Regions from separate parts of the Homo sapiens genome. Here regions 2, 3, 4, 5, 6 and 7 are each linked to region 1. A link is a loop called in an ENCODE intact Hi-C map of the cell type or tissue named here. Cell type or tissue: mammary epithelial cell. All regions are shown on one strand. Region 1 has its middle 51 kb from the start of LINC02082. Region 2 has its middle 5.6 kb from the start of MECOM. Region 3 overlaps MECOM (MDS1 and EVI1 complex locus). Region 4 overlaps MECOM (MDS1 and EVI1 complex locus). Region 5 has its middle 37 kb from the start of LINC02082. Region 6 overlaps MECOM (MDS1 and EVI1 complex locus). Region 7 overlaps LOC107986051 (a long non-coding RNA gene).

Region 1 (4,000 bases):
GCGAGCAGGGAGGTGCCACATTCTTTTAAACAACCAGATCTGATGAGAACTCACTCACTATAATGAGAACAGCACCAAGGAGATAGTACTAAACCATGCATGAGAAAACTACCCTTATGATCTAATCACTTCCCACCAGGACCCATCTCCAACACTGGGGATTACAATTCAATATGATATTTGGGCAGTAACACATATTCAAACTATAACAGTTGCTAAAATCAGCCTGGTGCAGTAGCATGTGCCAGCTACTAAGGAGGCTGAGGCAGAAGAATCACCTGAGCCCAGGCATTCATGTCCAGCTGGGAGACAGCGAGGACCCATCTCTAAAAAATAAAATACACAACTTGCTATTTCTTTCTATTTTTGAACCTAAGTTAGATGACTTTAGGCACACAGGCAAATCATTCCAGTTTTTTGGATATTTTCAGCAACTTGCTTTTCTCTCACTAGAAAAAAAAATCACTTTAGGATAAAAAAGAACATGTACCTGTTTATCCTCTTCTGGTCATTCTAGAACCATATTCTTGGTCCGCTTCTGGTCATTCCAGGACCATATTCTTGGTCCTACCATCGGAGAAGGGAAGGGGGCACTCCTTTGCTCAGATATACACTTCTTCATATCAACATAAACATAAACTGTTTCTTGATATCTGTAGTACCTCAAAGTCTGTCGGTCTTCTTATTTTACCTTTATTATACAATACTCAAAGCAGATTCAAGGGTCCAGCCTCTGTGTTAGAGAACTAAATGGAAGATGTTAAGGTCAGCATGACTTAACATGACAATCAGGTCAACATGACCCTTTTCAGGACTAAGTGCTAATCCTGTGGCCAGCTCAAAGAATAATGCTGTCCCCCTCCCCGCAGTTTTTCCTTTCATCACATTTGTTACGAAGACAAAACGTTCTATTTAGAGTCAAGATTGCCTATTTAACATGATGTGGAAAAAGAAATTATAAAGTTATTTAAAAAGTTCTTCCTCCCTACTCTCCATTCTCCACCATTACCCTGCCCAACTACATAAACATTAAAATCCAATCTAGCCCTCATTGTGAGACTTAGGAAGGCATGTTTCTATTGGCAACCAAGTTCCTTAACATCACTGCACACTGACTAGAAAGGAATCAGGATTGACGAAAACACAAAGGTAAGATTTGTTCTAGATGATTTATTCTGCTGTAATTTCTTCCAAAAGCTCCCTATCCCCAAAACACACACACCCTTTTTTCCCTTAAATAAATAATGAGCTTTGGAAGTCCTTTAACCTGTTTTTCTTATAGACATCTTTCTAAAAGAAAATAGAGACAGTATATTCTGGAAGTTTATATAAGTTCCAAAAAAGGAGTCACTCTGGTGCAGTTTCAACCCTCGCTACAGCAGGTTTCTTTATGGTGAGTATGACAAAGGGCAGGCTGTGCTGCAAAAATGCCAGCCATCTCTGTGTTCAGAAACCTTCTATCACTCTTCTTGATTTGACATGAAATATTAAACACCAGTTACCAGCAAAAACTTATTGAACACAGATGTCCACTATCACTTTCAAATTGCTAAAGTCAATTTAGGTTTATATATTTTCTTTGCTTCAGCATTTGCATGCAACGCAAATGTTCTGTGACAGTAATGATTTCGCAATATACCATTTCAATTAGGAAAGCACGTTGTATATGTGTTTTCATTTTTAAAATGCCTATTTCTTTTCATTTTGAAGCTCTGTGTCCCTCAATAATAATGGGACCTTGGATTGAAAAATAAATAAAAAGAAAGAGCTCCACCTACTGATTCATTTTACAAACGTTTTTTCTGTTCTACTTGAATTGAAAATGCTCTTTGGCACAACAGGGACCTTGTGAACATGTAACTCAAACTGTTTGGTTTGAAAAAAAAGAAAAAAAAGATACAGGACTTGCCCCCATGGAAAGGAATTGGTTAGAATGGAGCTCTGTCTGTCTCTGTGACTTAAAAGGCCTCCTCCCCTTTTTCTGTGCCCCTCAGAAGACCTAATTAATAAGTCTGCTTCAGGTTTAGTGCTCCCCAGGGGTATAGGTTAACTGTGGCATTCCCTTTTGCTGGGTTTAACAGAATTCTGGCGAGTCACACATTTTGCTCTACTACAATAATCGTATTCATGTCACTGGCTGCCCCTTCCTTCTGAAGGACTTGGTGGGCGCCCTTTGAAAGGATTTACAGGGCCATTTCTCCCACTGGTGAAGCTGGAATTGTTCAATGCCTACCATACTACTCCCCAACCCCCACCAGCACCTAGACTCAAGTGATTTCATAGGGAAGTGAAGAAAAACATCCACTGGGAACCTGGGGGTAACTTAAGGAGGCCAAGATTAATTACTTGAGGAGGAACTGCCTGGGCCGGACACTGGGGGTGCTCTTTGGGAGCAGCATCTGGAACGATGGCCTGTTGTGATGTCTGCCAGCTCTGGTCCTGCTAGCTCAGTTGCTCAAAAGCTTCCAGAACCATTTTTAATTCCTGCCTTGGAGCTACTTTTAGGGACGTGTCCCCAGGAGTCTCTCATTGTGTGCCAACCCATGCAGTTTTCTGGTTGTATCACATCAGACTGATGTGACTTATTGGGGGAATATTCTAACCTCTTGACGGGTCACAATGTCCTGGGCCTTCCAGTTTGGACCCTGCTTCCTACATTATAGAATTTCTTTTAAGAAGAAAAAACCCTAGACTGTATTTGTCTCATACATTTGAGCAGTGACTATAGAAAATATTACCAATGGGCAATAAGATGGTATCTAGAAACACACAATGGAGTGGCTTCGAGTCCCCTACCTTTGAACCTGTCTGCTCAGTCATGCATTCCATAGACATGATTAACTAACCATAGGACCCAGGTATTCGAGGTCTGAATATAAAATGTTCATTCTTCCCCCAAATGATTCACACATCACCTATCACCGCACAGTTGCCAAACTCTATGGTTTTCTTGTCACACATAAATTCAATAGCTGACCACAGCCAGGGACAGAGATTTCTTATAAATCAAATAACTACAAACATTAGAGAGAGAGGGAGGGGACTCACTGCCACATTTCAGTCAATCAAAAATACACGTAATGAGAGTCTACTTTGTTCAAGGTGCTGTGCTTGGTGCTATGGGAATATCTAATAAAATATGACTGGCCCTAACTTTGAAGCAAGGGAAATGTCTACCTCACATTGGTGCTATGAGGATTATATGCAATTACCCAGCCCAGTGCCTGGCACATAGTTGGGTGATAGCTAAATGGCCACTATTATCTTTTCTAGTAATGTTATATTTAAGCAATATTTAAAAAATAAAAGCAATGCCCAGAATGGAAGAGATAATGGATTACAAAATAGTTGACCAAGACACTGATTGTTTTGAGATCAGAAAAAAAGGAAAATTCTTGGAATCTGAAATAGGTTTGCTTCATGCAAATTGTATTTTAGCCCTAATTACAATTTACTATTTTGGGAAGCTCACTAAGTTCCAGGTGCTAGGCTGAGCTCTTGACAATTTCATCTCTTTTTGACTTTCACAATCAAACGATGTAGATATGATCACTCCTAATTTACAGATGAGAAAATGAGGCTCAGAGAGGCTTAGTCACAAAGGCCTGACACTGATGCACATGATTTTTCCACCTAATCAAACTGTCTCCATCATAGAATTATAGTCTATTAGAGCTAGAAGGAAATGCAGAGGCCAGCTTGTTCTAATTGCTAACTTGACAGGTAAAGAAGCAGAGGTCCAGAGAAGAAAAGTGATTTGCACAAATTCACACATTTAACTAGTGACATAACTGAAATTAGAAACCAAGGCTTTTGGTTCCAAGTTGGTGTCATTTTCAATATTTTCACATTTTTTCCCAATGAATCTTAAATCAATAGCACTTATAAAATACAAATGTAAAAAGACTGTGTTAAGAAAAATCTTTGTGCTTCACATCAATTTTACATTACCTGTCTTCTTTGCTGGGTAAATACTTAATGATTTCCTATTTCTGAGAAA
Region 2 (4,000 bases), 720 kb before region 1:
TGTAATCCCAGCACTTTGGGAGGCCGAGGGAGGCGGATCACCTGAGGTCAGGAGTTCAAGACCAGCCTGGCCAACATGGCGAAACCATGTCTCAACTAAATATACATAATTAGCTGGGCCTCATGGTGTGTGCCTGTAATTCTAGCTACTCAGGAGGTTCAGGCAGGAGAATTGCTTGAACCCGGGAGGCAGAGGTTTCAGTGAGCCGAGATCGTGCCACTGCACTCCAGCCTGGGTGACAGAGCGAGACTCCATCTCAAAACAAAGCAAAACAAAACAACAACAACAACAACAACAAAAAACAAACCAAAAACCATAGCTAAAACCATTCTCTCTCTCCTCTCTCTCTCTCTCTCTCACACACATACACACACACATGTGCATTTAAACTGAAATGTTAATATCTAATTGTACCAGTCAGTTCTATGTATGTCAAAGTCCTCAGGCTTCAGCTACTTGAGGGGCAGTCTGCTGACTAAAGGCAACTATCTTATTGCAGATGGGAATGGGAAGAGCAGTATCCAAGACCCCTGACTCTCTCTCTCTGTCTCTCTCACACACAGACATGCACACACACACGCACACCCTCGTTATTTTGCCGACTATGAAATGTTAGAGCTTAGAGCTCTAAATAGCTCCATTTATTAAATTCCTACTATGTAGCAGGCGCCATACTAGGTGCTTTGTATACATTGTCTTTAATTATCACAAGTATTCTGCAAGATGTACATACTTATTCTAATAATACAGGGGAGGTAACTGGGACTCAGAGAGGTTCAATAATTTGCCTAAAGTTATGCAACTGGTAAAAGGGAGGACTGGGATTTGTACCTCCAGTGGTTTGATACTTAAGGTGTTTCAACTCAATCTTGTGACCCCAGAATTTATCTAAGGTATAATGGCCCTGAAATCTGAATACTGCCATCTTTTCTTAACAATGGCAACCATGGCTTCCAAAGCATTTTTATATATTAATCCTATGTGGGAAGAAATGCCTATTTCCATGCTGCAGATGAAAAAACAAAGTGGAGAATATAAGGCATAATCTCTTTCAAGATGTCCACAGCTGAAAGGGGAAGGAAGATCTGTAAACAAAAAACTGTAATGTAAGGAGGGAGAAATAAAAGCCATAGACTTGGCAGCAAAATACTGAATGGGTGAGGGGGGCTTGAGGAAAGTGGCTGGAAGAGATGTCAATCAGACAAGAATCAAGGAAGCCTTGCAGGTGGCATTTGGCCCCTAAGCTCAGTGGTCAATGCATGTTAGTCTAGGGTTTCTGCAGTGGGCCAGAGGAGATGTAGCGTTTACGTGGATAGGTTCGTTGACTCCATCCTCTCCCGTGACCACGGCAGAAAGCAGGATTTGAAATGAAGTTCAATCACAGAGGCGTCCTGATTTAAGACAGAAGAAAGAAAACCTGGCCAGGCACATTCTATTGCAGTGCATCTCCAACTTCAACGTTCTAGTGAATCACTTGTTAAAATGTCAATTTTGATTTAGTAGGTTTGGTTGGGGCCTGAGATCTTGAGTTTCTATTGAAATCCTGGCGATGCTTGATGTTGCTGGTCTGCGACTACACTTCGAGGAGCATCTGCATCACCTAGGAGCCTGTTGAGAAATGTTGGGCCCCACCCCAGGCTTACTGAATCAGAATCTGCATTTTAACAAGATTCCCAGGCGATTCGTATGCACATTACACTTTGAGAAATACTCTTCCAAGTAATTCTTTTTTCAATGGAAGGGACCCCAAGAGGTCCAAACTTCCCAGGGCATCGCTCAGGAACAGTCTGGTTTCTTTCCGGAGCTCAAGTTCCGTGCCCCGTGAAGTTGCTCCTCCTGATTCTAAACCGGTAGCAGCTCCAGGAGTTTGCTCGCCTCATAATCCTCCTTGCTGGGTTCCTTTCCACCCCAACCCGCGCCTCCCCGGGGCGCTCCAGCTGTTTCCCACCCCCACGCCCAGGCGGCTACTGTGCACAGCTGGAGCCCTAAGCGGCGTGAGCACCAGAGCTGCCGCGGCCAAAGAAACCAGGCGAGGGCGCCGCAGACTAGGCTGTGCGGGAGGAGGCCGCGCCGAGCCCGGAGAGGGCGGCCAGAGCGGCTGGTGGGGGACCGCGAGCTTAGCACCTGGTGCCAATAGGCACGGCCCTGGCGCGGCCCCACATTCCCACACTGCAGGAACCTAGGCTCGCCACCTGGGAGGCGGCGCGCATCACTCCAACCTGCGTTTCATAAACCCTTCGGGAAATGGTTCTTCAACCCCATGGGCTAGTAATCAGCCCGACGTTCTCTCCAAAGAACTGCTGATTATAATTCCCGAGCGGGGCGGGGGCCCAGATTTTAAATCGACTATTTAATGTCATCATCGTCATTATTATTAAAAGCCAGCTACCCTGACCGCTCCCTGCTCCCCGTACCTTATATACACATCAGAAGTTGGATGGGAGGATGTTGAACTAGGGGGAGGGAGTAGGATTGTAAAACCGAATGATTTGCTAAGAAATCTGGGACCGAAAACGCAATTTACAAAACGGCAAGTTTTACGAGGTAGAGAAGGTAACTGGGCAGAAATCGCCCGGCCGCCGAACACCAGCTGCGCGTACTCGCTGAGCCGGCTGGTCCCGAGCGCGCCTCGCTGTGCCATGCCGCCCCGGCAGCGCGAGGATTTCGCAGGAAGAGGAGGCTGTTCCGTGTCTCAGGCCCCGGCGTCGAGACGCTGTGGAGAGGGGTGCCCCCAGCCGCCCCGCGCCCTTTGCGGCCCGTGGCTCCCTTTCCCTGGCTGGACGTGGAAGCCGAGCTAGCCCTGAGCTGTCGCCTCGCCGGCGTTCAAAGCGCGCATTTCTCTGCAAGCTTCCCTTTTAGGGCAAAGCGTGGCGGATCATTCAAAGTTAACACCTTCATGCAGCCGCTGCTGCCTGGATGTGTGCTTATATGTGTATGTGTGTGTATTTCTCTGACAATGTCAGACAAATCAGGTAGCTTTAACATTAAAGCCTACGTGTTCTATCTCGAGGCTTATCAGGTTTGTTCAAACTTTTGTGAGTGTGTGTGTGTGAGTGCGCGCGTGTCTCCACCCTCCTCTCGCTCCCCCAGCCCCACCCCCACCCCGCCTGTGCAGGGCGAAGTAGTCCTATATAGCGATGATAAATATCCCTGTTGATCACTTGATTGATTACCTCCCTGAAAGGTCACGCGGGCTCGCAGTAATTTCCTTTTGCCTAAGGCTCCCTTTTCACTTTTACTCCGGCACGACAGCTCCGAGTACACAGGATCTTTATTTTTTATTTTAACCCCTAAATGCAACCCCTCCCGAAAACAATGCAGACAAGAAAAATCGAATAAAATCAACTCGAGACCTTTTCGCTCACTCTCAGCCTCCCTCCCCATCTTGCTCCATTCTTTCTTGTCGCCCCTGCTCCCTCCTACTTCAGCCCCCCTCCTCAACTCAAATGTATTCTGGACACTATTTAATAGATGAGTGTCTTGCAAGTAAACTCAGGCGTCCCTTGGGTCTGCATTTCATGTCTGTGACTCTCTCCCTTTCTCTCCTGTGGACTGAAAATTCGGATTTAAACCACTAGACAAGCTATTAATTTAGCTAGGCTACCCAGGGTCCTGAACCCAATTAATTTCTAATAATTATAGCCCAAGGGGGCTAGATAGATCTCCCTGCCTCTTTCTTTTATTGCCACTCCACGCCACCGAGGTCAGCGTATAATAAAGTGTGTATTTTGAAAGCGATCTCCAGAACAGTGAGTTATTGCAATGAATGAAAATTGTTTCCATTTTGGCTAATTGAGCCGGTGGCCGAAAGCTGGAGCCCTGAGACTAAATAAAGAGGACTGTTTCATTTCAACATGAAGAAACCCCTGCCTAGCTCTGGTCACCCAGCGAGAGTTTAATTTCTTAACAGCCAACCTGAAACCCAGCATTGGGTAAACAGTATTAATAATTGCATTACAATGATTAAATTAATCTTGCTGGTAGCCAGGAGAATATAGGT
Region 3 (4,000 bases), 390 kb before region 1:
AGGCTATTTTGCACATATTCTGTAGCATGCTTAGCAATGGGGCTTGTCAGTCAGTCAACACGTATTTATTGGGCGTTTATGTGGCGAACCAGACAAATCCATTCCCTGAGCTCTTGCTCTTATGTTCACAGAGGCCTGTCATCCACACAGAATTTCTAATAGAAATTTTCTTTTTCAAAGTGAACTCATCTACATTTGAATCAGAAGAAGGGAAGGTGAGAGTAATTGAATGCTTTTGTTATGGGTCATTTCAATTCATTTAAGGGTAGATAACTTCTCTTGTAGATATCTTTCAGTTAATTCTAACTCCTCCTCATTTTTTGTCTTTTATTTGTGGTTAGTATGATTATGAAAGAAACACATGCATATAGTAAAATTCAAGCAGTGCAGAAGTCTTTTTTCCCCTAGTAAATACTCCGTGTCTCTCTATAGTTTCAACAATATCTTGCATATCATTCCAAAAAGTTTACAGGAAAATGCATGCACACACACAGACATTGTGTGTATGCGGACAAAAATCTTTTTCTTTCAAATGTGTACCTATATATTCACTTATTTGATTTATTTTTGTAGTAATATTTTGGATATCTTTCTCTATGTAGCTAATTCTTTTAAATATTTATTTAATTAACTAAACATACCTGTCTCCATCCACTAACTGCCCCCCCATGAAGTACAACCAATGTTTTTATTGTGTATCATCTCTCTAAATATATGATATGCATGTAGAAGCAAATGCATATATGTTGTTTCTCTTTTTTACATTAGTATAGACTGAGTATACCATTCTGCAGTTTGCTTTTTTCCAGTTAACCATTTGTCTTGCTGATCATTCCATATCCACATGTAGAGAACCTCCTCATTCTTTATCAATTATTGTATAGAATTCCACTGAATGGATATACCATAATTTGTTTAAAGGTTTCCCTATTATTAAACATTTGGGTTGCTTTTATTTTTATTTCTTTTTTGCTATTGCAAACAATGCCAAATCAATAACTGTACATGGAGCAAAAGGGCATATGCATTTATAACTATTTCAGGTTCTGCCAATTTTCCATGGCTGTGCTAACCAACCATGGAACTATATATGGAACTATATGCTGAGAGCAGCATATAGAAGTCCCTATTTCCCCACTCTTACACACCAGCATGGTGTGTAACTAAGTAGTGTCTTGGAGTATTTTAAATTTTTTTTTATAGTAAGAGTGAGGTTAAGCATTTCTTTTCATGTAGTTAAGGATCATGTGTAATTTTTTTTTATTCTTTAAATTGTCATTGAAGTGCATTTTTTCCCCCTGTGGCTTGCTGACATAAAATGACTTACCCATGGTCACATATCTAGTTAGCTACCGAGGCAGGACTAGAATTCAGCTATCGTGGTTATTAATTTGGTAATTTAATATTTCTTACTGTAGTACATTAAGAATAATACGTTATCATTTGAATCCTCCCAACCTTGGGTTATTGTTAGGATCATATGAAATAAGTTAGAATGTGAAACAACATTTTCAAAATTAAAAAGAGACCTGCAGAATGTATGATGATGGTTCATTTAATTTTACAAAGAAATCACAAGATTTACCACTTTGAAAATATGCAGTTCATAATGAAAACAGAATAAATAGTTTGACCTGGCTGCAGTCTGAGAGAGGTAAGGCAATTAGGTTGTTATGAGCCTTCTGGACAAGCAGAGTCCTGATTTTACTAGCTTCGTGCTGACATGTATGCCTTGTTTTTTTTCCTTCCCTAAAGAATGGAAAACATTGTACCTTCACAGAGTGATGGCAGTCTTGCTTCGCTTAAAACTTCATCACCCTCTGCATGAGCAATTTGCCTTGTTCTTTTAAAAGTGGGGGGAGGTGGAGGCAGATCATATTTGCAGTTTTTTTCTATTAGATGTTTCAAAATAGGTGGATTAAATGAAATTTGTTCATCTGTGTGTTATTGTTTATCAGAGAAAAATTCAGAACTTTTCGATAATTGGCTTTCATTGTTTTCACCAGTGTTGACTCTAGATAGCACAGAGGTGTATGCAGATATTTCCTTGGTTACTTTATCGTGCCATGTCGTTATGTAAAATCACTTCAAGGCATTTACTTTTATTTATATTTCATATTGGCTGGGCAAACTGTCTATTAATTTTGTGTGCACATAGCTTAAAGACATTAGCCCATACACAGTAATGGCTGGCCTAACTTGCATGTACAAAAGTGGAATTTAGGAGATTAACTTGCATTTGACCTACTTCAGCTCTCCTGGTAATGAGGGGTGCAGGAGCACAGAATTAATCTCTCTCAATTTGTGGCTCTCAGGGGTGCTGCTAAGTTTTAGAGTGCTTGAATTTTAAAAGTCTCCTGTTGTGCTGAGGAGTTTTTGCTACCCAGTAGAACTCTATTGACTATTGTGATTGAAGTACTGGTTTTATCTATTGCAGCAATATTTGTGGCAAATATTATGAACGCACATAAAGTGAGTTAACTGTATTGTTTGGCTCAGACAGTAAAATGGGAAAAACTTGGGTCAAACCTGTGGAGCCATGATGTCTTTTTTTTTCTTCCTATCCCTGGAAGTCTTAGGTTAGCCAAAAATGCATAAGCTTTAAACTGCTTTACAAATACGCCAGAAGCTGTCTTTTATCGTATATTTGTTATGCAATACTGAGGTACTGCTGCTGGGAAGGTATAAGTCAAGTTGATATAATTTGGATTGATTAGCTTTTAAAAGCTTTGAAATGACAGTGCAATTATTGCTATGATGCAGGTCCCTTACAGCTGGATTAATGCATTTAGTGAACAATTTGGCCATGTAATTTATTTCTGTGGAGTTCACATTAACTGTTAAATGCATTTATTCCCCAACAGTCGTATTAATACTGTGATAATGTGCAGCAGTAGTAGCAGGGATAAACTCTAAGAACTTCTCAGTCCCAGTTTAGTTTCAAATTCTCCCTTCATTTCCACTAATTTTTATCATGTAGCAGATCAGTAGCAAACTATGTGATGTCTCTTACCTCTTCCTCTTCCTCTGGCTGTCCTTTAATACAGGTGAAGGGATCAAAGGTTGACAGGAAGCCTATGGACCAGAAATCAAAGATCTGGTTGCCCCCATATCTGCATAATTGCTCCTCAAATTTCAGACAGTGGCCTTGGCCGTTCACTATGCAGTGGTTTTTGTTTTAGAAACCTCATTCTGACTAAACTCATAGATTATGCTGAGTGGATCATGCTTAGTCAGTAGTTTCAGATGATAATGATTGCATAACTATAAAAGGTTCCTTTGAGAGATCATCCTGTTTAACCCTTCATTTTACTGATGAGGCAAGTGGGTCCCAGAGAGGCTCAAGGTCATTTGCTAGTTGGTGGCAAAACAAAGCCTAGAATTCAGGCTTCTTGACACTCAGGGCTTTCACTGGGACTCCTCTCTGTAGAATATTTAAGGTTACCCCATTTACATCTCTTCTTATTTGTCCCGCTTGAGCACTTTATACTCTTTTTAGAAATGTGAGAAACACACTGTAGTTGATGTAGTTTTTTTCAAAATATAGAGAAGGTTTACATTTAGCTCTATCTGGGAAACATTCTGAGAGATTTTCTATAAATAACCCCTCACTATATTACAACTTCCAGGACACTATGCCTAAAGTGATAATTTTACACAAAAAACACATATATGTCATTTACATGATATAGACACACATCCATACACACGCAGTATAGTATTCCAACTTATGTTCCTTTAAAAAGTAAATGGCTACGAAGCTACCAAAATGTAGTATTTTCCTTTTATTCATTACAAAGATCAATCTTTTATTTTTTATCCCAAAGGAAAATACTAATATTTATAATATTTATCAAAATGCAATGAGATTTTATATTATTTCCAACAATTTTAAGAACTCGCCAATTTTATGTCTTCAGGTTAGAAAAATAAGTTATTTTGTATTAGAAAAGCAATACTTTGAGTCTCCTTTGGTAAGTTTAAAGCAAAAGTTTGTTGG
Region 4 (4,000 bases), 180 kb before region 1:
CCCATTCTTCTTGTCTTTCACCTTATATTGGGAAGAATTGAGTTTTTTCTTCTCATAGAACATTCTGAGAGAGAGAGCAAAAATAACAAATGAACAACCTTTTCATATTAACTCAAAATTTTCTAAGTGTTGAATATTTTTGAACCTCTCTTTATTTATTGGGGGTATATTCATTACAAAATTTCAGATCCAGGATATTTTTATTTTGAATCCAGAGAACTTTTTACATAAAACCCTGATAGGAGAAGAGACCCATTATTAACTGTTTTATGGAACTTAACAGATTAATTGACTCCCTTCCATTTTTCTCCAACACAAAAATGAGAGAGTTATATTAGTAGTGTCTCTGCTTATGGCACATAACACAGATGGTATGTAATTCACTGGACTGCAATATACTCAAGATTTTGAGAATACAGATTTTAAAGACATTATAACTCTATTTTATAAGCATGGTCAAACATACTTATTATATACAAATATGTGAGAAAATCTATATAAATCACTCCTTTGTTGCATTTTTATTTGCTGAAAGATCTATTTTATAACATAAAAGTATATTTTCTGAAAGGCCTGATTCCTCTAAGATGACATCCCATCATTTCCCCACTATATTGTTTCAGGGCTACAAATTTTCATTTTGTTTTCATTTAAATTACTCCTGTCTCTTCTCAAATGCCTGCTGGCATACCATTAATGTTATTAGAAAGTAAATTAAATTTATATGTAGACATCCCTAGATTCAAGGATTCAAATTATACTTTTGGGCCATTGTAATTAGAAGAGGAAAACAATGTTGCTTAAGTGTCTCCAAAACCCTAAGGGATGAGAGGTAATGAAGATCAGGTGGTAGAAACACCTTGAGAAAAGGACTAGCTTGGTAAGGGTATGGCAAATGGAACTTCGAGGGACATTCTTATTGCTATATGGGGAAGCATGCCCAGAATCTGCCCTCATTATATCTGGCGCTTGCCAGTTCTTTTCAAACCTCAGTTTCATGAGCACCATAAAAACTCACTTAAAATTGAAAAGAACACCCTGAAGTTAAAATCCACTTTGCTTTTCTTTGCCTTTCATGGCTTGGAATGTCACCTTTTACCTCCAGTAAATAAAGCCAACATCAACACTCTTCCGTGTCTTTTATTTTGTATGCACTCAATATTCTTCACATGACAATCTGGACTCTTAAAGGGAAATTACAGTAGTGATCTATGTCTTGGCAAAGAGAATTGTCTTTATAATATATAGTTACAGTGTATCCATCAATTTCTTTTGTTTCTTAGACTGTTCACATTGGATTGAGTAAATCTAAAATGGAATTAAAAGAGACATGATTAATAGTGGACTACAAAGAAATAATGATATCATAATACTCTCTTAAAATGACCTGACGTGTGTCTAAGTAGTATTCCCCAATAGAGACAATTGCACTGTTTTACTGTCTTGTAGGGTATTGTCTCTTTAACCTCACTATTTCCGAGAAGCCACCGAAAAGTTCTAATATGTCACAATTCAAATGTCAACATGTTGTTGGAAAGGAAGCTAATAAGTTAAACCTTTGAGAGATGCCAAAAAAAGAGGTGATTCAAACTGTTGAGAGAAGTCCATTGTTTTCTAAGGGGAAATAGAACTCCAGAATGAAACAGTGTACTTATAAGTATTTAACTGGAAAGTTTAGGGGAAAAAAGCAAACTCACACATTATTTTATTATTATTTTAAATCTGGTAATCTTTAAAAAGAACTGTTCTCAGTGTACTTCCAAGGAAAAGAAAATGTGAACAGCTAGGGTTAATAGGATACAAAGTGCAAATAAACTATTTTTTTTATAGAAACAGCACATAATGAGGAGTAATTTTGCCAAGTTAGTCTGGATTCTATCTGTGGACAAATACAAAGAATCTTAGGTTATATTATAACATATTATAGCAACATTTTATGTTTAGCATTGTTTTCTATAAACCAGCTTCAGGTGGTTCAACTACTATTGAATGAAAAAAAATTATTTTATTTTGACAGGAAAGAAGCTAAGCAGAAAATACTCCTCATTAAGTTATTTTTCAAATTTAGCACAATTTTGTGCTCCGGTCTTGTTATAGAAAAATAAACAATTGGACTTTAGAGCCACCTACTGGAATAAAGAGGCACGTACAAAGTTCTCATCTTTCCAAAATATAAATAGATAAATAAAATTAAAGTATGAGCATTTCTGCTGATCTTATAAGACATCAACTTATGCAGCTTTTCTTAGTTTGAAATATCATGTGATCTTGCAAAAAACCATAGTTAACAGTAATATCTTCTAAGAATATATTCTTAGAATATGATGGTGGTTGTTGTGTTATTGTTTTGGTAGTGTATGTGTGTGTGTGTGTGTGTGTGTATGTGTTTTGCTCAGATATTTAGAATCTGGACTTTTTTGGCTTAATAAGATTGATTCTGGGCTGGGTGCAGTGGCTTACTTGTAATCCTAGGACGTTGAGAGGCCTAGATGGGCAGATTGCTTGAGCCCAGGAGTTCGAGACCAGCCAGAGTAACACAGTGAAATCCCATCTCTACCAAAAAATACAAAAATTAGCTGGGTGTGGTGTTGCATGCTGTAGTCCCAGCTACTCAGGTGGCTGAGGTAGTAGGATCACCAGAGCCCAGGGAGGTTGAGGCTGCTGTGAGCTGTGATCATGCCACTGTACCCCAGCCTGGGCAACAGATTGAGACCCTGTCTCAAAAAAAAAAAAAAAGAAAAGAAAAAAGAGATTGATTCTGTTTGTGGACATTCTTAGGAAGATTGGGAGAAAAGACTTATTGGCACTGTTAAAGAGAGAGAAGAATATATGAGGCAAAGGAATAATTTCCTTCTCAGAGTACTCTAGGGTTTTGCAAAGATACTGTGGTATAATATAATTGGTCTCATTTTCACCAGTTAATCGTAGAACTTCATTCTTTCTTCTAAAACCTCTATCTGATTATGGGATTGTTTAATAAATAACCTTAGAATGAAAAAAAACTGATGACATTTTTATGGTAGAATGAATAAACATCTAAAGATTTTCATGCTTAAAAGCTTTTTTAAATGAACAAAAACCAAAAAACAAAAAACCTGGTCCCTGGACAGGTAAGTTGGACAATGACTTGCCTAAGTCACCAAGCTGCTCAGGAGAAAGGCAGTGGCTCTTGGAAATTTCAGGTCAGGGTTCTTTCCACACTTGCTCCACTGCTTTTGAGTCAGTCATTAACAGATTTATTAAATGCTTCCTCTCCTCAGCACTTTGCTAGAAAGCAAGGGGAATAAGCACCACCCCCACCACCCCAATAAATGAATCAATAAAATGCATAATGCCTACTTTCAAAGAGAGAGGATCAGGAGCTGGGCCTGAGGGCAGGACCCTGGTATGGGAGCACCCTTCTGATTGGTGAGAGAGGGGTTAAGTTTTGAAAAACAAAATACTCTCCTTTGTTGTCATGATCCTTTATGTCATGTCCTTTCAACCTATTACCTTCCAAACACGTTGTTGAGAAGGCGCTACTTTTGCAAACTTGCTTAAGTGGGGAAGGTACAAGGTAAGCTAGGCTACTGCTGGAGAATTCCAGGCAGGATTCAACTCTGTGAGTACGTGTGGTTTGCTAGGGTGCTTTGAGGATTCAGAGAAGGGAAAGTTCTTCGTTAAACATTACACAGGATATATGTGACGCAGCTAGCCTTGCATTAAGAAAATTTGATTTGTGAAGTAGGATTTGGAAAAGATTTGTGAACTGGCTTGAGAGTCACAGCTTTCCATTTGTCACCAGAGGGCTGGTTTTCAATATATAAAACAGGAAATCACACTTCTTTTGATAAAAAAGAAAAAGAAAAAGATGTTTGTTAAGGTGTTTGTACAGGTATCTTAGTGTATATCTTGCCCTTTGTTAATATATATACATCTCTCTCTTTCCTGATTCCATCCACCTTTATTTTGTCTTTAAAGATATTCTATAGAGTAGTTGCAGACATTGCGCCGGGAGAGG
Region 5 (4,000 bases), 87 kb after region 1:
TAAAGCTTGAAGTATAAGTGACAAAAACAAAATAAAACAAAAACAATCAAACGAAACACCCAGAGAAAACACAAACCATAACATAAAAACAAACAAACAAAAAGACAGTGTTACTCTAGTACCTCTAATACTTCTTTACTATCTTATTTTTCTACATCTGGCATTTTGCATTTACATAGAGCCAGAGATGGTCCATGCAAGCAGGCACAGAAACCACTTATGAAATATTCAGTGCTTGAAAACACATCTCCTGCTCACCACTCCTTAAAGTATTCCCTTAAGAGAAGCTCTCCTTTGAGGCACCCTCCACACCTCAGTAGATATATTCAACTAATATGAAAAATCAGAATATTTCACTCCCTGTAGAGATTGCTGGGACAAAACTAAACATAGTTAGATTGCTGGGACAAAACTAAACATAGTTAGGTGGCAGGGGAAAGGAGGAAAGAAGCACTCAGATGGGAAAAATATGGGGATGGTTGCAATGGCAGTAGATATGCCTTGCCTGCTTTGCGCTTTTCCAAAATGGGCTTGTCACTTGATGGGATAGTTTTAGGTCATGTATAATATATATGGCTATCACTGAAATAACCAGTTTTTCCTCCAAGGAAAGTGAACAAAGCTGGTTCAGTAAACTAGCCAGCTTCTGTTGTAATTATTTTCAATCTGCTACTTTGGGTGTATATTTAATCTAGTAATAAAAATATTTTGTTAGGAAAAAAATACTTGACATTTCAATTCTGGGCATTTTGTTCTTTGCTAAAAACTGAGAGGAAAGGGTGGGTGTTGTAGCTTAGAATGAAAAGAAAAGAATGGGCAAATTGTGATAGACATTCTCTAAGGAGAAAGGAAAAAACAGGCTTGGAAGGTTAAGTAAAATTTAGATAAGAAACTTCAAGTTTCTTTATTGAAGTTCTTTAAATTGATGATCATAATAACGAAGAAGTAAAAAGAACATTGTCCAAATATTCAGTCTAATTTGTATGATAGGAATACTAATGTCTGACCACCGTATTTTATACAGTTTTTATAATAAACAAAAATTTTCAAATGATATAAAATTATTGTAGCAACTACTAAGCACTTACTTAGATATAGCATTGGTTTTACTCTCACTAGTTTATGGAAGCCAGGTCAGTTTGCCCAGTGATGTCTTTTCTGGTCACTCTGCTTCCATCTTTGATAAAATTTGTGAAACACAGTTTTGAAAGTAAAAAAAATTTAATTGGGATAGTTAAATAATTAATTGGAGAAAGTTATCACAGACCTAGAACTTTTAACTACTGCCAAGATATTATTTTTTTCCTTTCATAGACTGGCAAAGATTACAAGGTTTGACGTACATAGTATTTGTCAGAGTCAGAGCTAAAAGTACTTCTCACACCTATATGGTGTGAGTGTAATTCAGTGAAACCATCTTTTCTGAGGGGGATAGACACAGTTTTAAGTAAACAAGCTTTATAATTATGCAGCTAGGGAATTTAACATGCAGAGAAATTATACCTGTGCAAAGAAATAAATGCAAGATTTTTAACTGCAGCATTGTTTTTAATAGCAAAAGACTAAAAATAGTCTAAATATTTATCTGTAGGGGATTTATTAATACATTTTAGAGACATACAAAATAATACTCTGAAACCATATACAAGAAAAGGCAGGTCTGTGTAGACTGATAATAGAAAGATGCCTAAATGTATGGTTTAGTGAATAAACAAAGAAGCAAAACATAAAATAAATCTTTAGTGCAATCACATTGTGTAAAATAAAAAATACATGATAAGCTTAAATGTGGAAAGAACCCCAGCACACTTTAAAGGTGGTTATGTTTGAGGGGGGAGGGGGAAACCAGCAGGGAATCTTTCACTGTACACACTTATGCATCCATCATTTTTTCAAATTATTCTTATTATCACATATTTATGATATATATAAGATACATGAAACAACAAGTTTGAGGAGAAAATAATAGCATTTACTTTTTTTTTTGAGCTTGAATCCAAATTTAAAAGAATGAGGGAGCTATGGCCCTCTTGTGGAGAACTTCAGCAATGCACTTTTCTTAAAAGTCTCAACGTCTAAATTTATAGGTAGAAAGAACTAGAATTTTATATCATTTAATATCACAACATATATAAAATTCAATGCCATTGAATGTAGTTCTTTCAGAATCTTGGAAATATCTTTGTACAATCCGAACTTACCATGCATTTTCTGTGTGCAACACGATGGTACCTAATAGTTGCATTTCGTGGGAAAGGTCTGAGCACACCAGCTTGCTGTGAGAGTATATTTGCTAGCATACATGATTCAATTACAGGAAATGCTGACCTCTAATAATTACAAAAGCTTGTTGCTAATTAAAAAACAGTCGTTGCTTATGCCAATCTCTACACTACGATCTATGTAGACAGCTGTCACCTCCAAACTGAATCACTGTATGTGAATAATAAAGGTGCTTATTTTCATGGGCTAATTTAAAACATTTCTAACAAGAGAAAATATTTCAGAACTATACATGGCTATGTCAACCGCCGAATTCCCTCGGTCCGGTTGAAGGCGTGCAGAGTTTCCTGTCAACCTGTGCTCCGAAGCAGAACAGTCTCCAACCCGACCACTGTGACTTGCTCCATATTAACTATGGGCTACCTTGGAAATGTACCGTCTCTCATTGTAAAACTCCCCAAAGGGCAATTCAAATCACATTTAGAATTTCCTATTTACATTGCAATAGCCATGGCAGAAGTTTGAATGTCACAGTACAAATCTGGTACCAAATGCTGAGCATGTTCAGCGGATTCAGTTTCAGAATTCACTTCACATGAGCATATTTTCATCAAGTGAAAGGGGGAGGGAGTGTCATGGGATAAGATTGTGATATGAACTCTGGACTTAACTCTTCATCATCTTTAACAAGTAAACTGGTGTTTTTGCCTAGGCAAAAAAGAATTTACCAGACTAGATTACATAGTAACCCTGCCTTTTAAACTCTTATGCAGAAAAATCAAGTGAGAACAGACCACTAGTATTTCCAGTTAAATTTCATGTGTGATAAAGGGAAATTTGGTTAGAACAGCTTAGCAAATAGAGGCAACTTTCTTGAAGAGGAAATTATTTTTCTAGACAACTAATGAAGATTGCTAATTATTTTGCTTTCTCAATAGGAAATATATTAGGACATCATTTTTATCTTTTAATTTATTTTTTAGTATATGAATTTATAGAAGTAGATTTTTCAAAGTAAATAAACTAACATCATTTTCAGCAAACTGTGTTTTGTGTGCTTTGTTTTGCCTTTAAAAACATTCTAATTAATGATCTGCAGGAAGAAAATGTTATTCTAACTGAACCCAGTCACACACATGCATGGGATCTTAATCTCCAGATTCCTCAGTTCACCCAACTGAGGTGAACTTGAATGAGCTCATCTAGACAAAGCTGGAAGTTAAAAATGGCATTGAGTAATGCTATTTCATGTAAATGGCTGGGTGGTTGAATTCACCTCTGCCCAATTTTTCCTATTTCGTGGACGTGTACATTTATTTGCAGTACATGATGATATGCCTAGCAATTTGTTACAATCTAACATTAAAACAATTTATTCTGACCTGTCTGAAGTTTGTTTAAAGATAAACTGTATCAAAAGACAATGTGTAATTATCATAGACTTCCAGGCTCAGAAAAAAATATAGTCTTATTATTTGGAATTTAAACAGTCATGGAAAAAATAACAGAGGTGTCTCTTGGCTAAGACTGCCTTTGAACAGTCCTGAATTTGGAGACATAAATTTTTGCCTTAATTTGAAAACTGATAGAATCCACTTGGGTCTTGAACTATGTGTGTTCAAATATATGTGAAGGGACTAGATCTATCATTATGTGGCGTATTCTCAACTCAGGTTGAAGAAAACAAAACATAGCTTGTTATTCACTATACATTGGGGAGAAATTTATTTTTCTTTAAACTTTTGAGTTTATTAAAACACTTGAAACATGTCACTTA
Region 6 (4,000 bases), 200 kb before region 1:
TGCTTCTTGACATGAACTGTATGAAACAGGATTTAACAGAATCTCCATGAATAAAACTCCACTTGAGAAATGTAAAAATGCACATGTACGTTCTTGAAAAGCTACAAAAAAATAGAGTTAAAACAAAGATGTTAGGCTTGGAGTTTAGTGTATATTTAGCCACCTCAAGAAACCCAAAGCTGCAGAATTAAGGGAATTTAGACTGAGGTTATAAAGTGCCTTCCTCTATAAACTAAAAACATAATGTCAGGGTGAATGGGAACATACTTTATTAACTTTACGGTATTGAAAACTGCCAGCAAGTTGTCTTGTTTTTAAATATTGTCCTCTGCAGAGTGTTACAGTGCTGTTTGTCCACAGGAAGCCTATTAAAAGTGGACAGTGCAGTCATTTCATCTGGCTTTGGCTGGACTGCTTTTCTTTCCTTTAATGATGTGCTGGAATGTACCATGCCCATAGGGTCTCCATTAGCAGAACTTTTACTTCTGGGACGACCATGAAGTTTAAGGCTTAAAAGAGGCATCAGTTTACAGTCTTGTGGGAATCACTTGAATACTGGAGCACTAACTTCTTACTGCTTTAACTAATATATTGACTTATTTTAAATAAACAGTTACACAATGAAGGCAGAGCCAGTGGCCTTATTGGAAATCTTTGGGCTTTTTAAAGATTCTGCAATCCACACAGCTGGGGAAGGAAGGAAGGGGCCTGAGGAGGGTTTATGCCCTTTTCAAACCAGGAAGAAAACACATTAACCTCTCCCACCCCAGCCCTGCCATCAGCCAAAGGGGGATCTTTACAACTCCTAGAAAATCTATCAGCCCACACTCAACCCTCATATTTTTCCAATGCCCTTTTCCTGGTAAACAACAATTAACAGATCAAGAAAGAAAAAATAATCATTCCTTCTGGAAAAATGTTTTTAAAATCTGGTTCTCTTTTTAAACATCACTGATGAATCATTCCATTTTTTTCTTTCCCCGAAGCTATACATTTGTTTTAGTTTGTTCTCCTACTCCATCCCCTTAATATTTAGATCATCTGTCCTGATACATGTTTGCAAATTAAAGCTGGTTTGAGATTACAGTAAAACCATTATTTTTAATAGCCCATTTCAAGGGCAGTGCTAAACACTGCAGAACACGCATGTTACTGATTACTGCTGAGCAGACAGCGGCTTTTGCAGATTAATTTGTAACTGGGAACTACTGTAAACAGATTTCACCAGAAATCCCAAGGAATAAAGGGAATTGGTGATGGTATTTGGCTCCTTGTATTTATTTATTGTTTTAGAAACCTTCTGATGGAAAGCAAGCTAACAGGGGAAGAAGCAAGCCCCTTGCAAAATCCTTTTCCTCTAACCTTCTTTCCTGTTTCATTCACTTATTGGGGAAGATGGATCAGGTCTTCTAAATAATTCTTATTTAAATAGCAAGAAGACCCTTTCATGAGAAACAAGGCCAGTCTAACTACTGTGGGATTTCAGAACCCTATCTTTAAACTTTAAGTTGTGTGAAGAAAAAGTGAGATGACTCTGCCTTTACATGAAGTTATTGTTATATACCTAAAGGAGAAAGGGAGTGGGATGGGGTGGGGGAGAGGGGAGGGAGAGACAGACAGACAGACAGACAGACAGACACACACACACACACACACACACACACACACACACACACACAGAGAGAGAGAAAGAGAGATTAAGATTTAGTGTTTTGTTAGCTTCCTTTGCCCAGGTCCTTCTGATGATTTCCTTTAGTCTTTTTCACAATTTATTCAGTGGAGAACAAGACTGATGATGACGATAATGATGATATTAATATAATAATAATGATGATGCAATGAATTCTCCATTCTTCTAGGTACATCTTCCAAGGTCTCGGAGGGTAAGCGTTCACTCTTGGTTGTATTTGGGGAAGAGAAGCTCAGACGTAGGAATAGCCTTCTCTCAGGCTGATGTCTACATGCCTGGACTGCAGTGTGCCTTCCTCTCGTAGCTCGGAAGGACGCGGAACGGCGGGCGAGGCGGAAGGCAGAGCTGTGTTGCCGGCGCCTGGCGGGCAGAGGCGGGTTCACCTGGGTGGCTGGAGCCGCCGGCGCTGCGCTTTATTTCGGAGCGCAATGCCATCTACCGGCGTCCTGCCGTACCTGCAAGTATCCAGACCTTGAAAGTCGCTCCGCCTCCCCCCACCCGAAGCCAATATAGGGGAAAAAACTCGGAGGCCCTTTCCACGAAATCCTAATTTAGCCAGGACCTGCCAATGATTCCAGACGACCTTTTGTTTTCCTACCGACGTTTCCTCGTTTTGAAAGCAGTTTTGTAAAGGGCAAGGAGGTGGGGGCCGCAGGGTTGGGGCGCTGAGCTCCCAGACCCCCTGATCAGGCCGCACTGTCTGAAGCAATCGGTTCCCCAGATTACTTGTATTTAATACACAATGCATCATAAAACAAATCCCTCATCCTGACAGGAAGAAAATAGAACAGCTCATAGCTCGAGCCGGTCCAATTTATGGCTAAATTAAAAAAAAAAAAAAAAAAAAGAAAGCTCCGACAATGGGCAAGTTGAGGGAGGGCAGGAAATCAATGGCCACGAACCAGGAGCTCTTAAAGGTTCTCAAGCGCCCAACTCTACGGGAATATCTGACCGGGTTTTAGGTTATTTACAAAGGATTTTTCCTGTCCTACCTACCACTGCTGTGCGATTTTCTCTCAAACAATGGCCATTATCTGAAATAACAGTTCAATGTCACAGATAACAGGCCACCGAAACAAATTAGTCACCACCTCTTGTCATTTTCTCTCCCCCAATCCCTCCCTTTTGCTACTATTTTTGTTTTTAAATCAATATTTTGGGAAAATATAGTTCTACTGGATTTACACGTTTATTTGCACTTGGAGAAAACAAAAAGTGGGTGGCACTTGTGTTATCCCGTTTGCAGCTAAAGTTTAACCGTCAGCACACTTTCCAGCCCCTCTTGCCCCACCTCTCCCCCGCAAGTGTCCCTAGACTCGCTTACTTTGCTTAACTTTCCATTGTTGAGCTGGGGAGTTGGATTTTGTCCATTTGTTTTTATGAATGGAGTTTTGTGATAAAAACGCGTTTACTTCCATTTAGCCAGTGGGATTTACTAAATCTTACAAAGTTGGCCATGAATAAATCTGTAGACCCTTTTGTTTTGCTATGTATCCCCTGTATTCTTTCTTCCAATGTCTTTTCTACAATGTATTGGTTTAAATGTACCCAAGGTATATTAGAAAGTTATTAAACATAGGATAGTACCGATTACTAAAAGCAGCATTTATGATGTTAAACGTTCAAAAATAATCTGAGTCGTCAAATTGCTTATTGCACGTTTTGGCGTTCAAGGTGTTTTAATTAATGTATCAAAGAAAATGGCAAAGACTCACCAGACAGTCATCAATCTCTCTAAACCCATAATATGCTGTTTGGGCGGGTTATATGCCAATAATTTTTCAGATTTTAAAATATCTTTAAAGAAAAATATGGTTTGAAAATTTTGCACGCCCTTCCTCTGACCTAGCTACAAGAATGAAGGGAATAAATTAGAGTATGAGTTTCAATTAAAAAAATTTTTTTTAATGCTTAGCAGAAAACTGGAAATGTACATGTCAACTTTTCACTCTTGAGGTTGCTGTTTTCTGAGAATTTCTAAACTATTTATATTTAGTCTGAACTAGCGTCCCTATACCCTAAGCTTTATCCTCCCCACTCCAGCACTACCTCTCCCCCCTACCCCCGCCCCCTCCTGCCTCGGTGCACACACCCTCACACCCCTGAAAGCACTTCTCTACCCTTCCCCATCCCTCCCATCCCCCATCTCTCTCTCTCTCACACACACACATGCACACACACACTCGCGCGCACACACACACACACACACCACACTTGTGCTTTCAAGACATCGAAACGGAGGCTATTTCCCTGGGGAAAGAAATCCTGCCTGGCGAGATCTCCCCATTGGTTGTTTACCCGGAGAAATCT
Region 7 (4,000 bases), 74 kb before region 1:
ATTATTTTATTCTGTGCCATATGATATGAATCTTGCTTTTTTTTTTCTTTATGTGCCAACACTGGGTGAATTTATAAGGGCAGATTTATTTGACGGAAGTTATCAATCAGTAAAAAGAAAACACGTTCAATCTAGTTTAAGTTTCTGATATTTGTGTAATAATGCATTTGCAAGTTCTTATTATTCATTATTTTTTCTAGATAGGCATTTTCTAGGCTGGGCATGGTGGCTCACTCCTGTAATCCTAGCATTTGGGAGGCTGAGGTGGGTGGATCACCTGAGGTCAGGAGTTTGAGACCAGCCTGGCCAACATGGTGAAATCACGTCTCTACTAAAAATAGAAAAATTAGTTGGGCATAGTGGTGGGCACCTGTAATCTCAGCTACTTAGGAGGTTGAGGTAGAAGAATCGCTTGAGCCCAGGGGGTGGAGGTTGCAGTGAGCTGAGATCATGCCACTTCACTCCAGCCTGGGTGAAAGAGCAAAACTCTGTCCCAAAAAGATGTGTGTTCTACTCCTTCTTTATTCTTATTGCAATGACATGCATGATGGGAGCAAAGTATGTCAAATATCTTGGGTTGGCCAAGGCCTTTTATTTTTCCTAGTGGTATATTGTTTACTTGTTGGTGTAGTTTGAAGTTAACTATATTCAAATTTGACAATAAAAATATTTTCTTTTTAAGTGATCAGTTTTCATTTTGATGATGTTATGTAAAGTGCTAAACATTTTATCATGTCTTGAAACTGAAATTTGTCTCAACTTTTTTTTTTTTCTATTTTTTTTTTTATTATACTTTAAGTTTTAGGGTACATGTGCACATTGTGCAGGTTAGTTACATATGTATACATGTGACATGCTGGTGCGCTGCACCCACTAACTCGTCATCTAGCATTAGGTATATCTCCCAATGCTATCCCTCCCCGCTCCCCCCACCCCACCACAGTCCCCAGAGTGTGATATTCCCCTTCCTGTGTCCATGTGATCTCATTGTTCAGTTCCCACCTATGAGTGAGAATATGCGGTGTTTGGTTTTTTGTTCTTGCGATAGTTTACTGAGAATGATGATTTCCAATTTCATCCATGTCCCTACAAAGGACACGAACTCATCATTTTTTATGGCTGCAACTTTTTTACAGTGTACAGAAGCATGTAAAGGTGCTTTGTTCTATACCTAGAAGAGAAAATGGAAAATTGAGACAATCACAAATTTAAGTATAAAAATAACTTGGTTATTTCATTCAAAAACATTTTTTAGCTGAATGATCTGAATATTTGTCTAATTGCCCTCATTTATTTCTGTCCAAGGAGATACAGTGTCTGAAACAGAAACTAAATAAGAAGTTTCTGATTCTTTGATTAAAGAATAGGTGAAAATGTTTTGACGTCTGTGCTATAATGGATAGAACCTATCCTAGTCAAAAAATCCTTTATCTTGATTGTCAATAGCTAGAATTTAGGGATAGAAGCCAACCAATGGATAGGTTGTTTCAGAAAGGAGTGTTTTCTTGCTGAACTCTTGCTTTCCTTTGTCTTTTTTAAGTTGAAAGTCACCAGGCACTCTTTGATAGCTTGTTCCAGTATTCGCTAGTATTCTTTCCCTTTCACTGTTTCAACTGTGCTAGTCAAATGAGTTTCCATAGCCCTGTCCTCAAAAGTTGTATAGGGCATGATGGCTTGTTTTGTTTGGCAAAATTCTCTAGAACGTGATTCATTGTCTGCAGGTGATTCATGGTTAGGAAATTAATTCTGAACTCTGCCAGTGATTGCGGTTGATTAAAGTCCAGAAGTCCCTGCCGTCTGTTCACTAGCACTCTTTGTCAACTGAAATATTTCTATAATAAAAAGAGCCGAAAGTAGATGTGCTTGATGCATGGAATTAACATGTGTGTTTGCATCTTTTGAAACAGCTACTCAAGCCTACGCAATTTTAACACTTGGCATGAAAATCATTTGAAAAGTGTCTGACTGAATGAATCACATTTTACAAATAAATATCTGTCAAATGGTGCAATTACTTCAGATCCAGTCATTAAGCAATAAAATAAAGAAGTAAATAGGATACATCTGCTGCAAAGTGCTATAGATATGTGAGTTTCCTTCTCAAGTTACTTGTCTTTAATATTTTAGCCTAATTGGTAGAATGATTCACTAGAAACATCTACCACTCAATCTAATTATGGCACCAAAAAAAAGGGAGGGGGGAGGGAAATAAGGCTTTCTAGGCTAGTCCACAGGAAAAGAAAAAAAAATTCACTTACATGAGTAAAGAAATCAAAGAACAGAGATGAGCATAAAGCATTTCTTTTATGTGTCATTATGAGATGAAGGACCACAAATTTGAAAAATAATACCAGCAACTCAAGGTGTTAAGTACTTTCTTTCTATATTAAAACATTTTGTTGTGTCCATGCAAAAATCAAAGCAAATTTAAGAAGATTGTGATTTTTGTAAACAAATGGAATTCTCTGTGTGTGTGTGTTTTCTTTAATGAGGAAAGTAAGTAAATGAACAGGGATTATATTAGCGTTATAATTCTCTACCACTTTAAGTTTATCAGTGATACACAATTTATATTCAACAGCAGGCCAGGCAACGCATAAGGAAAATATGGCTTTTTGACACATAAATGACAACATCAAATATTAGGTCTTCTATCTCCAGTTGGCCTCCTTTCTATATAAATAATTATGAGAAGGACATAAGAAATAGGAAACCTGTGAATAGTTTAGTGAAATATTTAAAATAAGTTTTTGCCTGGATTTTATTATAAAAGTAGTACATTTTGTTGTTAAAACTTTAGAAAAAATAAACAGAAGAAATGAAAAATTACACATAATCTTACCACTCAGAAAATTTATATCGCTTCCTATGTATCTCGTGGTTTTTCTGCATTTTTTTCTCTGAATACTCTTAAGCCTTGACCTAAAGATGCCTCCTATTTCTGTTCTCTTTTGTCCATCTCACATTACTATGAGAAGAACATGCTCAATCCAGCTTATTATCCCAGGGAGGAGGAGAGACACGTGGAGCATGTGGAGCAGAGCTGCTCCAGCCAATCCGTAGGCCTACAGTGATGCATGAGTAACAATAAATGCATGAATGGAAATAAGTAATAGTTGTTTGGGGGTGATTTGTTATGCAGCAATAGCCAACAGGTACAATGTGAATAGATATAAATATATTTACTCACACACACATTATATATACGTATATGCAAATGTGTGAGTATATATGCTCACACACATTATAAGTATGCTTTCTATATATGTATGAAATATGTATATAAAAAAATCAGAAGCACAATGTCCTTTAATGTGTTCTTTCAGTGAATATATTACCACACTTATATCAAGTATAAATAAATATTTCCATCTTTGTCTTCCTGCGAGAGTGTGAGGTTGGTGAAAGCAGACACTAATGTATGCTACAGCCTGGCCAGAATATAGCCTACAGTAAGAACTAAAAAAGCACTTGCAATTAAATTAGAATTTTCAATAATGTCTTTTTAATGGCTATACTTTATTCCATTGTATATATGCACATATAATAATATACCTAATCAGTCCCCAATTTTTATTCCTGTTGAAATTGGTGTATAGTCATATAGTTAAGTCTCTATACACATGTCTGATTTTTTCCTTTGGAAAGACTCCTAGAAGTAGAATTTTGGATCCAAAGTTATAGAAAGGACAGCTATTTAAATAAAAACCTTTCTATCAGCATCTTAGAAATCATGATTTGGAAAATGACTTTTGGTTTTTGTTTTTTTTGTTTTTTGTTTTCTTCTAATATGGCCTTTCTAAATTAAGGTGAGAAAAAGAGTGGTCTCAAATTTTTCTTAGAACAAGGAAAGTTTAATAGTAAACATTTTTTCCCCTTAACATCAAGAAATTAAGCCGTAACCACTTTCCGTTCTGTCATTTTCTCTTTCTGATTCTTTGGCTTCCTTTCATAGCTGGTCGATGAAGATCTTTTGAGATTTACTATGTGTGGAACACTT

What was found. A loop is a pair of places that touch in the nucleus more often than their neighbours do. Peaks named below come from ENCODE experiments on the same cell type or tissue, not always from the same donor. Only the 100,000 strongest peaks of a DNase experiment are listed, where the experiment ranks them.
Region 2: a loop joins it to region 1, with 12 times the contacts of the local background. A loop is called at or near these places in 21 of 110 quality-filtered maps.
Region 3: it touches region 1 in a loop (27-fold over the local background); 3 of 110 quality-filtered maps call a loop at or near these places.
Region 4: a loop joins it to region 1, with 6 times the contacts of the local background. A loop is called at or near these places in 11 of 110 quality-filtered maps.
Region 5: it touches region 1 in a loop (11-fold over the local background); 6 of 110 quality-filtered maps call a loop at or near these places.
Region 6: it touches region 1 in a loop (9-fold over the local background); 11 of 110 quality-filtered maps call a loop at or near these places.
Region 7: a loop joins it to region 1, with 2.0 times the contacts of the local background. A loop is called at or near these places in 5 of 110 quality-filtered maps.

The regions. Positions count from the first base shown.
Region 1 is chr3:168,950,463-168,954,462 of GRCh38, reverse strand. No RefSeq gene overlaps it. Among named protein-coding and RNA genes, the nearest start is that of LINC02082, 51 kb to the right of the region's middle. In mammary epithelial cell, CTCF peaks have their summits at 1,772 (motif pointing left) and 2,268; a DNase peak (open chromatin) is centred at 2,902; H3K27ac peaks cover 1,582 bases.
Region 2 is chr3:169,667,314-169,671,313 of GRCh38, reverse strand. No RefSeq gene overlaps it. Among named protein-coding and RNA genes, the nearest start is that of MECOM, 5.6 kb to the right of the region's middle. RefSeq lists an enhancer at 1,700-2,201. In mammary epithelial cell, a CTCF peak has its summit at 2,034 (motif pointing right); a DNase peak (open chromatin) is centred at 2,033; H3K4me3 peaks cover 1,129 bases; H3K27me3 peaks cover 1,625 bases.
Region 3 is chr3:169,343,903-169,347,902 of GRCh38, reverse strand. All of the region lies in intron 2 of MECOM (MDS1 and EVI1 complex locus), which reads left to right. Among named protein-coding and RNA genes, the nearest start is that of MECOM-AS1, 100 kb to the left of the region's middle. In mammary epithelial cell, a CTCF peak has its summit at 1,819; DNase peaks (open chromatin) are centred at 1,762 and 3,222.
Region 4 is chr3:169,131,492-169,135,491 of GRCh38, reverse strand. MECOM (MDS1 and EVI1 complex locus) reads left to right here. Exons shown (of 17, transcript NM_004991.4): 4 at 3,961-4,000. Among named protein-coding and RNA genes, the nearest start is that of LINC01997, 130 kb to the right of the region's middle. In mammary epithelial cell, a CTCF peak has its summit at 2,137 (motif pointing left); no DNase peak of the experiment used is centred here.
Region 5 is chr3:168,863,163-168,867,162 of GRCh38, reverse strand. No RefSeq gene overlaps it. Among named protein-coding and RNA genes, the nearest start is that of LINC02082, 37 kb to the left of the region's middle. In mammary epithelial cell, a CTCF peak has its summit at 2,029 (motif pointing left); no DNase peak of the experiment used is centred here.
Region 6 is chr3:169,147,615-169,151,614 of GRCh38, reverse strand. The region is part of intron 2 of MECOM (MDS1 and EVI1 complex locus); the gene reads left to right. Among named protein-coding and RNA genes, the nearest start is that of LINC01997, 150 kb to the right of the region's middle. RefSeq lists a silencer at 2,117-2,176. In mammary epithelial cell, a CTCF peak has its summit at 2,130 (motif pointing left); a DNase peak (open chromatin) is centred at 2,064; H3K4me3 peaks cover 1,051 bases; H3K27ac peaks cover 482 bases.
Region 7 is chr3:169,024,767-169,028,766 of GRCh38, reverse strand. It overlaps LOC107986051 (a long non-coding RNA gene), which reads left to right. Exons shown (of 3, transcript XR_001740574.2): 3 at 1. Among named protein-coding and RNA genes, the nearest start is that of LINC01997, 24 kb to the right of the region's middle. In mammary epithelial cell, no CTCF peak of the experiment used is centred here; a DNase peak (open chromatin) is centred at 1,736; H3K27ac peaks cover 473 bases.